Linked DNA regions of Homo sapiens: region 1 is linked to region 2. The links are chromatin contacts, found by Hi-C or POLR2A ChIA-PET in ENCODE. All regions are on one chromosome and are shown on one strand. Each heading gives the region's core, a stretch centred on a gene start or an enhancer-like site at or near the end of the contact. The rest is flanking DNA. Distances are from core to core; before and after follow the strand shown.

The links. A loop is a pair of places that touch in the nucleus more often than their neighbours do. ChIA-PET counts read pairs that join two places held with the same protein, here RNA polymerase II (POLR2A). Pooled maps may share reads with other maps.
Region 1: a loop to region 2 is called in a pooled map, with 4 times the contacts of the local background. The contact joins the promoter of SLC35E1 here to the promoter of C19orf67 in region 2. A Hi-C loop is called at or near these places in 4 of 50 pooled maps. POLR2A ChIA-PET finds 5 or more read pairs at or near these places in 3 of 52 experiments (AG04450, GM12878 and activated T-cell).

Annotation. Positions count from the first base shown.
Region 1 is chr19:16,569,466-16,575,363 of GRCh38, reverse strand. SLC35E1 (solute carrier family 35 member E1) reads left to right here and starts at 2,949. Exons shown (of 6, transcript NM_024881.5): 1 at 2,949-3,420; 2 at 3,782-3,852. The coding sequence starts at 3,000. LOC105372295 (a long non-coding RNA gene) reads right to left here and starts at 2,814. Exons shown (of 3, transcript XR_936360.3): 1 at 2,556-2,814. It overlaps MED26 (mediator complex subunit 26), which reads left to right. Exons shown (of 3, transcript NM_004831.5): 3 at 1-445. RefSeq lists enhancers at 2,643-2,732, 2,040-2,914, 5,324-5,824 and silencers at 2,833-3,052, 3,183-3,292, 3,453-3,582.
Region 2 is chr19:14,084,430-14,089,620 of GRCh38, reverse strand. C19orf67 (chromosome 19 open reading frame 67) reads left to right here and starts at 3,838. Exons shown (of 6, transcript NM_001277378.2): 1 at 3,838-4,328. The coding sequence starts at 3,994. It overlaps SAMD1 (sterile alpha motif domain containing 1), which reads left to right. Exons shown (of 5, transcript NM_138352.3): 2 at 259-553; 3 at 645-741; 4 at 839-950; 5 at 1,046-1,770. The coding sequence ends at 1,204. RefSeq lists an enhancer at 509-1,018.

The DNA of each region.
Region 1 (5,898 bases), core at 1,700-4,199, 2.5 Mb before region 2:
TTAAAGAAATGCTGCAAAAATTTAAGTTTTCTCATGTTTATTTTAAACAATTCCTCTTCCATCAGACCACCAGACAAAAAAACCTTTCCTTTCTTCCTCCCTTTTCTTTTTTCCCTTCCTGTACACATCTAGAAAACTTCACCTTTCTAGAGTCCCCCCAAAACAACACAAAAGTTATTGTGGGTGCTACTGGTTTTATGCTGTACTGTGGGGCGAGGGGGAAGACCTGTCTGTACGCTGGAAACACTCATAACCATTCCTTTAGATTCGTTTGCCTTATGGTTATTTGTCATAAACGCGATTTGCAAAAACAAGGAGCCTTAGTGAATGTACAGTACCTAGACTTCTGTGTTCTCAGGACGCAGAAGGGAGCAACTTTGCTATTTGGTCCAGTAAGTGGACACCTTGTGATATAAATGTGGAAATAAAAAAAAAAAAAAAACCATTTGCACAAACCAGTCTGAGAATCTTTTCTCATTTGGACCTTCACAACCAAATCAGCCCTTTCCTGGATTGTGGATTATTAGCCAGGAACACCCAGACCCCAACAGCTGCAATGCAGGGAGACAGGGCAGGGCACAGCCTTGCAGTCCACCTGTTAGCCTGCTGCTGCATTTGGGAGGACCTCCACATTTTATTCATTCAGGGCCACATTAAGGAATGTTTTCTTGTCTCACCCAGACTTTACCTGGCCTAGAGAGCAGCCCTCTGTAGGAGGCTCCCATAGCACAGGTCTCAGTGACTACCCCCACCTCAACAAAATACCTAGTTCTTACAAGGTATGGCCCAGAGGCTCAGAGCTGTGTGTGTGTGTCTGAAAGGCCACCCCATGGCCCTGGCCCCCAGCTGCCTTATTAGCTGGTTGGTGCTGACTCCAAAAAAATTTTTCTCCCTTGACTATAAAGTGCTCATCTTTTAGTTCCCCCTCGTCCCTGAAACTGTAGGCTAAGACTTTGGTTTTCCAGTTTTTCACTTTGGAATAGGTCATCTTACCCATATCTGCTTAATTTCACAAATGAAGAAACAGCTACACCTTAAGACATGCAGTCTCACAGGGCAAACCAAAGGTTCCTTCCAGCCTGTAAGACTACAGTCAGTCCAGAGCCAGTTTGAGAGCTAGCAGGGATTCCTGGCAAAAGCTTGGTGCAGAACACACTCCCCTCCCCAACAAAAGGCCATGGGCAAAGTGGCTTTGAAGGCAGGATGAGGTTGAACCCAGGCCTACCACCCACCAGCTGTGTGGCTCTGAGCTCATCTCTTCACTCCTGTGCACATGTCCCCATTTGGGGGGTGAGAATACCCCAGAGTTGTGAGAACTAAAACACAAAGCATGTCAGTGTGTCAGTGGAAGTATCTGACACTCAGCTGTGCTGTAGGGTGCCTATAGTTATACTTTCCTAATTTCACTGTGCCTATGTTTAACAGCTCTGCTGAGACATGGTGTCCCAAGGATGTGACTTTACTCTGATCCACAGAGGGTACAGCTGGAGGATATTAGGGTGCAGAGCTTGGCCTCCTATCAGCATCTCTAGAGTTTTGGGATAGGTTGCAGCTCCCCACTACCCCTGCCTGCAGGGACTACCATGCCTGTGTCCATGTATCCAGAAGGGCCTAGGGCCTTTGAGAATGCAAGGATAAGCTAAGATACCTTCCAACATTTGGGGAGCCAAGTTGGGTTGCTGCTTTCTACTTTTCTTTGAGACTGGGTCTCGCTCTGTCACCCAGGCTGCAGTGCAGTGGCGCCATCATAGCTCACTGGAACCTTGACCTGGGCTCAAGCCGATCCACCCACCTCAGTCTCCCTAGTAGTGGGTACCACAGGCGTGCGCCACCACGCCTGGCTAATTTTTGTATTTTTTGCAAAGATGAGGTTCTGCCATGTTATCGATGCCACGATCTCCAACTCCTGAGCTCAAGCAATCCGCCCACCTTGGCCTCCCAAAGTGCTGGGATTCCAAGCTTGACTCACTGCACCCAGCCGGTTGCTGCTTCTAATTTGACAAGTAAAAACACTGTAACGGAATTTTAACACCCTTTCCCCGAAAAAGTTGGAGGCACACGATGTGGAGAACAAATTATAGCCCTTGAATTAGTATAAGATCATCTTACTGAAAACCTCGTCCTGTTTTCCTCCACTGGGGCCTCCTGGGGCTGGTCCATCCCGGCTGGTCCTTGGACATCAGCCGTCAGGGCCCGGCACCTCCCCCTTCTGCAGAGCCTTGGAGACAGGTGTCCAAGGACGCTACCATGACCACGGTCCCCAGTGTGGCCAGGAAGCCTAAGACAAGTCGCTTCCCCATTCTGGACTTCGGTCTGTGAAATGCGGACAGTGATACCTACCGCACCGCGTTCCTAGGATTCAGTGGGATGATACCAGGGCCACGCCCGAGAACTGCGCACGTCGCGGTGGTTTCCAGAACATGATTCCAGGGATCGGGTGCTCCGGGATAGTCCCACTGCCAGAGTTTGGCCACGAGCGTGCGCCCCCAGTTTGCAGAGCGAGTTTAGCCCAAGAGCTTTTCACAAATGGTTTCTTTCCCTAAAAGGCCTTTTACCTTTGGTGTCAGCCGCCGCCAGCCATCAGGAATCAGGAATCTAGTTAGCGGTTGCCCTTGTATCCCTGGTCGAGGCCCTGATGTTTGGCCCACGCACAGACGCCGACGCTGCGAAGCCCTCCGCGCTTCTGTTCGCCCGTCCCGTTCGAGCTCCGGCTCCCGGTCACTGGGACCGCCCACGTCTCAGGTGGCACAGCTTGGACGCAGGTCTGTGTCCCCTTCTTCCGCTTCCGGCCTCGGCTCCGCCGGAAGCGCATCTACAGTGGACTGGGCCTGCACTCGAGACGTGGTGGCTGGCGCGTCGGCCGGCGCGGAGGGATGACGCGAGGAGGCAGCGACCAATGGGAAACGGCGTAGACCGGGGCGCCTGCCCCCCCGCCCAGCCCCGCCCCCGCCCGGCGTCGGGCCGTCGGACGGGCTGGAAGGGGCGGCCGCTCGGGCAGGATGGCGGCGGCCGCGGTGGGCGCGGGCCACGGCGCGGGGGGCCCGGGCGCAGCGAGCAGCAGTGGTGGGGCGCGCGAGGGCGCGCGGGTGGCGGCGCTGTGCCTGCTGTGGTACGCGCTGAGCGCGGGCGGCAACGTGGTCAACAAGGTGATCCTGAGCGCCTTCCCGTTCCCGGTGACCGTGTCGCTGTGCCACATCCTGGCTCTGTGCGCTGGGCTCCCGCCGCTGCTGCGCGCCTGGCGCGTGCCCCCCGCGCCGCCCGTCTCGGGCCCCGGACCCAGTCCGCATCCGTCGTCCGGCCCGCTGCTGCCGCCGCGCTTCTACCCGCGCTACGTGCTACCGCTCGCCTTCGGCAAGTACTTCGCGTCCGTGTCAGCGCACGTCAGCATCTGGAAGGTGCCCGTGTCCTATGCACACACCGGTAGGTTCCGCGCCCGGCCTCGGGGGCGGCGGCCGGGCCCGCCGCTTCGGGTTTGGGCGCATGGATAGGAGTGCGCCGCCCGGGGCGCGTCCCGCCGGACTGAGAAGTCAGCAGAGGGGCTGCCAAGGGTTTGGTAGGGGAGGGACACGCACGGGGTTCTCAGGGAGAAGAGGAGCTGAGAAGAGAGCTGAGAGGTAAGCAGGACAGACCACAACAGCCGTGGCAGGAGGAAGCCCTACCGAAAGAGAAGGGGCGAAGAGGTGTGAGGGGCTGCCAGGCCCTCCCATCCCGCCGTGGAGGTGGAACAGGTTGGGCCCTGAAATTCAGGCAGCCCCCTGAGTGCCCATCCCTCTCTTTGCAGTCAAGGCCACCATGCCCATCTGGGTGGTCCTCCTGTCCCGGATCATTATGAAGGAGAAGCAGAGCACCAAGGTAACCCCGGGCAGGGACTCTGGGCAGATGGGAGCTCCAGGGGGTTCCTCCCTGTTGCCAACTGGTGACGTGGTCAGGATCCTGGTCTGCAGGCTGCCTGGCTTCCCGTCAAATAGGGAAGTCAGTGTAGAGGTCTCCAGTGGCCTTTTACTACTCAAGTTCTAGAATCACCCTGTGAGCAGTGGTGTGTGGAGTATGTGTCCCTCTGTGATCTCTGCTGTGTGGTCTTAGGAACACTGTTGTCCCTTTCAGATCCAATTTTCCTCCCCGTTTTGATTCCCTACCTGGGTTTGCTGGTAGGTGATGGGTTGGTCACATCTTGGCCATACACCCCATGTGTGGCCTTTCCAGTGGGACTAGGGATGGATGGATCAGAACGCTGTCGGTTAGGTGTTCACTTTTTTTTTTTTTTTTTTGAGACGGAGTTTTACTCTTGCCCAGCCTGAAGTCCAGTGACACAATCTCAGCTCACTGCAACCTCCGCCTCCCAGGTTCAAGCAGTTCTCCTGCCTCAGCCTCTCAAGTAGTTGGGACTACAGACGTGCACTACCACACCTGGCTAATTTTTTTGTATTTTTAATAGAGACAGGGTTTCACCATGTTGCCAGGCTGGTCTCAAACTCCTGACCTCAAGTGATCCGTCCGCCTCAGCCTCCCAAAGTGCTGGTATTACAGGCGTCAGCCACTGCACTTGGCTAGGTTTTCACTTCTTGACAAGAGATTTCTGTCAGGGGACCTCTGGGATCAGAAGCCAGACGCGATCCAAGGAGTTCGATCTTGGCAAAATCCAGCAAAGTCTTAGAAATTAAAACAGCCAGAAGTTGTGATGGTCTGGGAACGGAAGCGAAAGTGGCACACAGGACTCAGGGCTGCATAAGGAGGATGCTTTGGGCACAGTCCAAATTCTGTTCAAGATGCCAAGCCAGGGTATTTCCTGGCTTGGGGCAAGAATAGCCATGGCTTTAGCCGGAGACAGCTTTATCCCGTATTCTTAAGTGGAAGTTGGGCGCTTGTTGTCTCAGCCGGAATCCATTTCATGCTGATGCTGGACACCGTGCCTCTTTTCCAAGTGGTTGGTTTCTGGCATGTTGTATTTTATGTAACTCAGAGAGGTAGTGCCCTGGATCGGCTTATAGAAATTGGGCCACCTATGGCTGATTTTTTTTTATTCCTGCCTGTCTTTGTCTCAGCAAGACCTGTGTGTGCTCTGTAGCCCTGCTCCCCCAGGGTGATGTCAGGCTGTGACTTGGCTCCTGAGAAGTCAGAGTTGTCCCTGAGGTGTGTAGCTGCATCACCGGATATCATCGTGTGTATCAGGTTTCCCCGTTGTACGGGACATTGTACCCAGCTTGGGCAAGGAGCCGGAACTTCACACAGTGAGGAAAGACTGGGAATTGGCCCGGTTAGGCAGCCAGACTAATTATAATGACATCATAACTTCTAGGAACCTGCCCTGCAAGGCAGATAAGGCCAGTAGTCATCATTCCTGATCTCAGGTTTTCCTGAGATGGACTGAGAGGGGAGAATCATGTGCCTGAGGGCCACAGCCTGATATTCGGGAAGCTGGAATTCAGGTCCACAGCCCTCGGTCTGCCCTCCTTGTGGCATGACCACTCCCTCCTAAAATCTCCACCTCTCCTATCTCTCCTTAAGAGTGTTTGTTTTTCTGAGACGGAGTCTCCCTCTGTTGCCCAGATTGGAGTGCCGTGGTGCGATCTCAGCTTACTGCAAGCTCCGCCTCCTGGGTTCAAGCGATTCTTGCCTCAGCCTCCCGAGTAGCCGGGATTGCAGGCGCGTTCCATCACTCCTGGCTAATTTTTGTATTTTCAATACAGACAGGGTTTTACCATGTTGGCCAGGCTGGTCTCAAACTCCTGACTTCAAGTGATCTGCCCTCCTCAGCCTCCCAAAGTGAAGAGTGTTCTTTGTAGGACAGGATTGAGCCGAGAGTCAGAAGAGCTGGACACGCGGGAATGGATCCTGGTGGATCCTGGAAGTTGGGAGTTGTTTAGCCCTGCATGCCAGACCTTCTAGAAGGCTCTCTGT
Region 2 (5,191 bases), core at 2,589-5,088:
CGGAGCCTCAGTTTCCTCCGCTGTAAACGCGGTTTAATAACAGTAGCGACCCCTTGGGGTTGTTGAGCGAGTTTAGTAAGATTTGGTTGTCGAGGGCTTTAGTTAACACAGAGCCTGGCACGGAGTGAATGCGTAAAAGTTAGTCCGTATTGTTCTTAAAGGTGGAATCGGTTCCTCCTCCCCACCGCCCGGACGCCACAGTCAGGGTCTGGGATTAGAACAGCTACTAATTTTGCATGCTTCTCTCCTCGGCTCCAGAGAGGTGGAGAAGAGCGAGTACTTGAGAAAGAAGAGGAAGAAGATGATGATGAAGATGAAGATGAAGAAGATGATGTGTCAGAGGGCTCTGAAGTGCCCGAGAGTGACCGTCCTGCAGGTGCCCAGCACCACCAGCTTAACGGCGAGCGGGGACCTCAGAGTGCCAAGGAGAGGGTCAAGGAGTGGACCCCCTGCGGACCGCACCAGGGCCAGGATGAAGGGCGGGGGCCAGCCCCGGGCAGCGGCACCCGCCAGGTGTTCTCCATGGCAGCCATGAACAAGGAAGGGGGAACAGGTAAGGATCCCTCTGGGTGGGGAAGAGTGCTAGGTGGAGAGGAACTCAGCCCGAAGACAAAGCCAAAGACAGGTGTTTTTTTCCTTCCCAGCTTCTGTTGCCACCGGGCCAGACTCCCCGTCCCCCGTGCCTTTGCCCCCAGGCAAACCAGCCCTACCTGGGGCCGACGGGACCCCCTTTGGCTGTCCGTAAGTTGGGGTATTGGAGACATGGGGGTGCTGCTCAGGTGTGTGGTACAGCCAGAGAGACATCCGTGTTCACTGGTGTCTGTTTGTTTTGATGCAGTCCCGGGCGCAAAGAGAAGCCATCTGATCCCGTCGAGTGGACCGTGATGGATGTCGTCGAATATTTTACTGAGGCTGGATTCCCGGAGCAGGCGACAGCTTTCCAAGAGCAGGTGAGTTTCCAGCCCAGGACTACACACTGACAGACACAGAGGGCCTCCCTGGGATGTGCCCTGATCCCGGCTCTCTCTGTTCCTGTCCCACCCAGGAAATTGATGGCAAATCTTTGCTGCTCATGCAGCGCACAGATGTGCTCACCGGCCTGTCCATCCGCCTCGGGCCAGCCCTGAAAATCTACGAGCACCACATCAAGGTGCTTCAGCAAGGCCACTTTGAGGATGATGACCCCGATGGCTTCTTAGGCTGAGCGCCCAGCCTCACCCCTGCCCCAGCCCATTCCGGCCCCCATCTCACCCAAGATCCCCCAGAGTCCAGGAGCTGGACGGGGACACCCTCAGCCCTCATAACAGATTCCAAGGAGAGGGCACCCTCTTGTCCTTATCTTTGCCCCTTGTGTCTGTCTCACACACATCTGCTCCTCAGCACGTCGGTGTGGGGAGGGGATTGCTCCTTAAACCCCAGGTGGCTGACCCTCCCCACCCAGTCCAGGACATTTTAGGAAAAAAAAAATGAAATGTGGGGGGCTTCTCATCTCCCCAAGATCCTCTTCCGTTCAGCCAGATGTTTCCTGTATAAATGTTTGGATCTGCCTGTTTATTTTGGTGGGTGGTCTTTCCTCCCTCCCCTACCACCCATGCCCCCCTTCTCAGTCTGCCCCTGGCCTCCAGCCCCTAGGGGACTAGCTGGGTTGGGGTTCCTCGGGCCTTTTCTCTCCTCCCTCTTTTCTTTCTGTTGATTGTCGCTCCAGCTGGCTGTATTGCTTTTTAATATTGCACCGAAGGTTTTTTAAATAAAATTTTAAAAAAAGAAAAAGGGAAAAAAAAGCCACGGAGTCCATTTTATGAATGGGGTGGGGAGAGGGCACTAAAGAGCCTCCTAAGAGAGCCTCAGGTTAGGACAGAATTGTTTGGGGAGGGAGAAAAACAGAAACAATGAATTATAGCTGCCTCACAGCCATGTATAACAATAATTGCTCCAGGAAGGTGGGAATATTTGCTTTTTTTTCTTCTGTAATCTCACCGTGTCCGTGTCCAGAACAGAGCTAGGCACACAGCAGGTGCTCAATTTTTGTTTTTCGTTTAGACAGGTTTCATTCTTTCACCCAGGCTGGAGTGCAGTGGTGCTATCATAGCTCATTGTAGCCTCAAACTCCTGGGCTGAAGTGATCCTCCCACCTCAGCCTCCTGAGTAGCTGGGACTACAGGTGCACTCTGCCATGCCGGGCTAACTTTTAAAAATTTTTGTCCGGGCACAGTGGCTCATGCCTGTAATCCCAGCACTTTGGGAGGCCGAGGTGGGTGGATCATGAGGTCAGGAGTTCAAGATCAGCCTGGCCAAGATGATGAAACCCTGTCTCTACTAAAAATATAAAAAAAAATTAGCTGGGCGTGGTGGTGGGTGCCTGTAATCCTAGCTATTCAGGAGGCTGAGGCAGAGGATTGCTTACACCTGGGAGGCGGAGGGTGCAGTGAGCCAAGATCGTGCCACTGCACTCCAGCCTGGGTGACAAAGTGAGACTCTGTCTCAAAAAAAAATCTTTGTGTGTGTGTGGAGATGAGGGTATGCACTTTGTTGGCCAGGTTGGCCTCGAACTCCCAGCCAAGCAATTCTGCCTGGGATTACAAGCGTGAGCCACCATGCCTGGCCTCAAATATTGTTGAATGGCTAGCAGTTAAGTCCTTGGGTTTATAAGCATTTCCTCAACTGTCCTCCCAAGTCCCCATAAGACAAAAAACTCATAAAATCCCACCTTACAGAAGAGGCAGCTGGCCCGGCACAGAGATGCTGTCTGCCCCGGGTCACACAGGGTGGCATCTGACACCTGTCTGAGTTCTTCACTCAGAGTCTTTAAATATAATTAGCGTATTTGACATAATGTACATTAAAAACTATAAACCTGTCAGCCTTTGTCTACTGCAAAGAATCCACTACAAATATTGGGGCAGGGATCTGTTCTTGGACCATAGTAGTGTCTCCAGACCTCATGGTCCTCTTCATTAAAACAACAGAAAATTCCTTCTGGGCCATCAGATGAGACCATGAGATAGAAGATTTCCAAGTGAAGATTTTGTTTCAAGACAGAGTCTTGCTCTGTCACTCAGGCTAGAGTGTACTGGTGCAATCATAACTGTGGTGACAGCCTCGAACTTTTGGGTACAAGTGATTCTCATGCCTCAGACAACACCCAACTAATATTTTGGTTTTTGTATAGACAGGGTCTTGCTATGTGGCTTAGGCTGGTCTTGAACTCCTGGCCTCAAGCAGTCCTCCCGCTTCAGCCTCCTAAAGTGTCAGGATTACAGACATGAGCCACCAAGTCCAGCCTGAAGATTTTTAAAAATTATTGTTAGTAGTAGTCGCCAGAGTTACTACATCCAAAGTCCCTACTAAGTTCTAAGTAGTCCCTACTAAGTTCTAAGGCAGTTTCTCAACTCATTAGAGTTGTTTTTTGTTTTTAAAGAAAAAAAGAGGCTGGGCACTTTAGGAGACCGACACGGGAGGATCGCTTGAGTCCAGGAGTTTGAGACCAACCTGGGCAACATGGGCCCCCATCTCTAAAAATTTTAAATTAAAAAAATGTTTTAACAACAAAAAGCGTTCTGGGAGTGAGGGGCTGGGGCCTGGGCGGCCTCATTCCATATACCTGTGCCGGGTTGAGGGGTTGGAGACACGTTTAGAGACCCCTCCACTCTAGGAATCCACCTCGAGAGATAAAGGTCCCGGCCCTAGCCACACCCCCAGGACACGGCCAGAGGCCACCTCCCTAGGCGGGTCCCTCCCCACCGCCAGGTTCCTGGAGCGCGTGCGGCGCGTGTGCAGGGGTAGGGGGCCGCAGGCGCGCGGACTGGAGAGGCGCGCCCCTCCCGCGTGTTGAAATTCAAAAGAGGCGAACGGCCCCCGGCGCGGCGGCGCGGCTCCGGTGGAGAGGTCAAGGCAGGGGCCAGTCGGAGGCTCCCGGGGCGGGGTCGAACCCGCGGCCAACCTGAGCAGCAGCGGAAGCTTAAAGAGCTCAGGTTCCCGCCCCCCGGCCCTACCATGGCTACAGAGCAGTGGTTCGAGGGGTCGCTCCCCCTGGACCCTGGAGAAACACCGCCTCCAGACGCCTTGGAACCTGGGACGCCGCCCTGCGGAGACCCCTCCAGGTCGACGCCCCCTGGCAGGCCTGGGAACCCATCTGAGCCGGATCCTGAAGATGCCGAGGGGCGGCTGGCTGAGGCCCGGGCCTCCACGTCTTCCCCCAAACCTCTGGTCCCCCGGCCTGGGCCAGCACCTCCCCGCCTATCCCTGGACACTTTGTTCAGCCCCATCACCCAACAGCTGCGCTACCTACTGAAGAAGGCAGATGATTTCCAGAGCTACTTGCTCTACAGGTGATGCTGGACAGGGTCCCAGGTCCCCATGGGTAAGGAGACTTGGAGGGGAGGCGACAGGATGGGTGACACACACCAGGGTCGCAAAATTACAAGCGCTAGGAGCCAGAGGGAGACAGTGGAAGAAGCTAGCATATTAGAATCCAGTTTAAGAGAATGAGGAAGACTGTAGAATTGCGGGTAGGGGATGGCTGCTATTACTGTCGTGGCAGTGTGGGCCTGGGGTTGTCAAGTCTCTAGGACTTTTTCTCCCAGTTTTTAAGTGCTGTCTTACATTTTGAGCCCTGTGCTGGCTAAACAAGACCCACCTGAGCCAAACTTGGCCTGCAGGACATCAGTTTGAGACTCCAAAGGATAATGTGATTCCCAGACCAGGTTTCCCTGTGACTCTCAATTTCAGTGTCCATTGGAATTTCCTAGGAGGCTGGGTTGGGTTTTGTTTGCGTGTTTGTTTTTGAGATGGAGTCTCACTCTGTCGCCCAGGCTGGAGTGCAGTGGTGCAATCTCAGCTCACTGCAACCTCCGCCTCCCGGATTGAAGCAATTCTCTGCCTCAGCCTCCCGAGTAGCTGGGATTACAGGCGCCCACCAACATGTGTTGCCCGGCTAATTTTTTTCTTTTCTTAGTAGAGACAGAGTTTCACCATCTTGGCCAGACTGGTCTTGAGCTCCTGACCTCATGATCCACCCGCCTTGGCCTCCCAAAGTGCTGGAATTACAGACGTGAGCCACCGCGCCTACCCGAGGCTGGGTTTTTTTGTTTTGTTTTGTTGTTATGTGTTTTTTTGAAATGGAGTCTTGCTCTGTCACCTAGGCTGGAGTGCAGTGGGGCGAACTCAGCTCACTGCAACCTCCGCCTCCCAG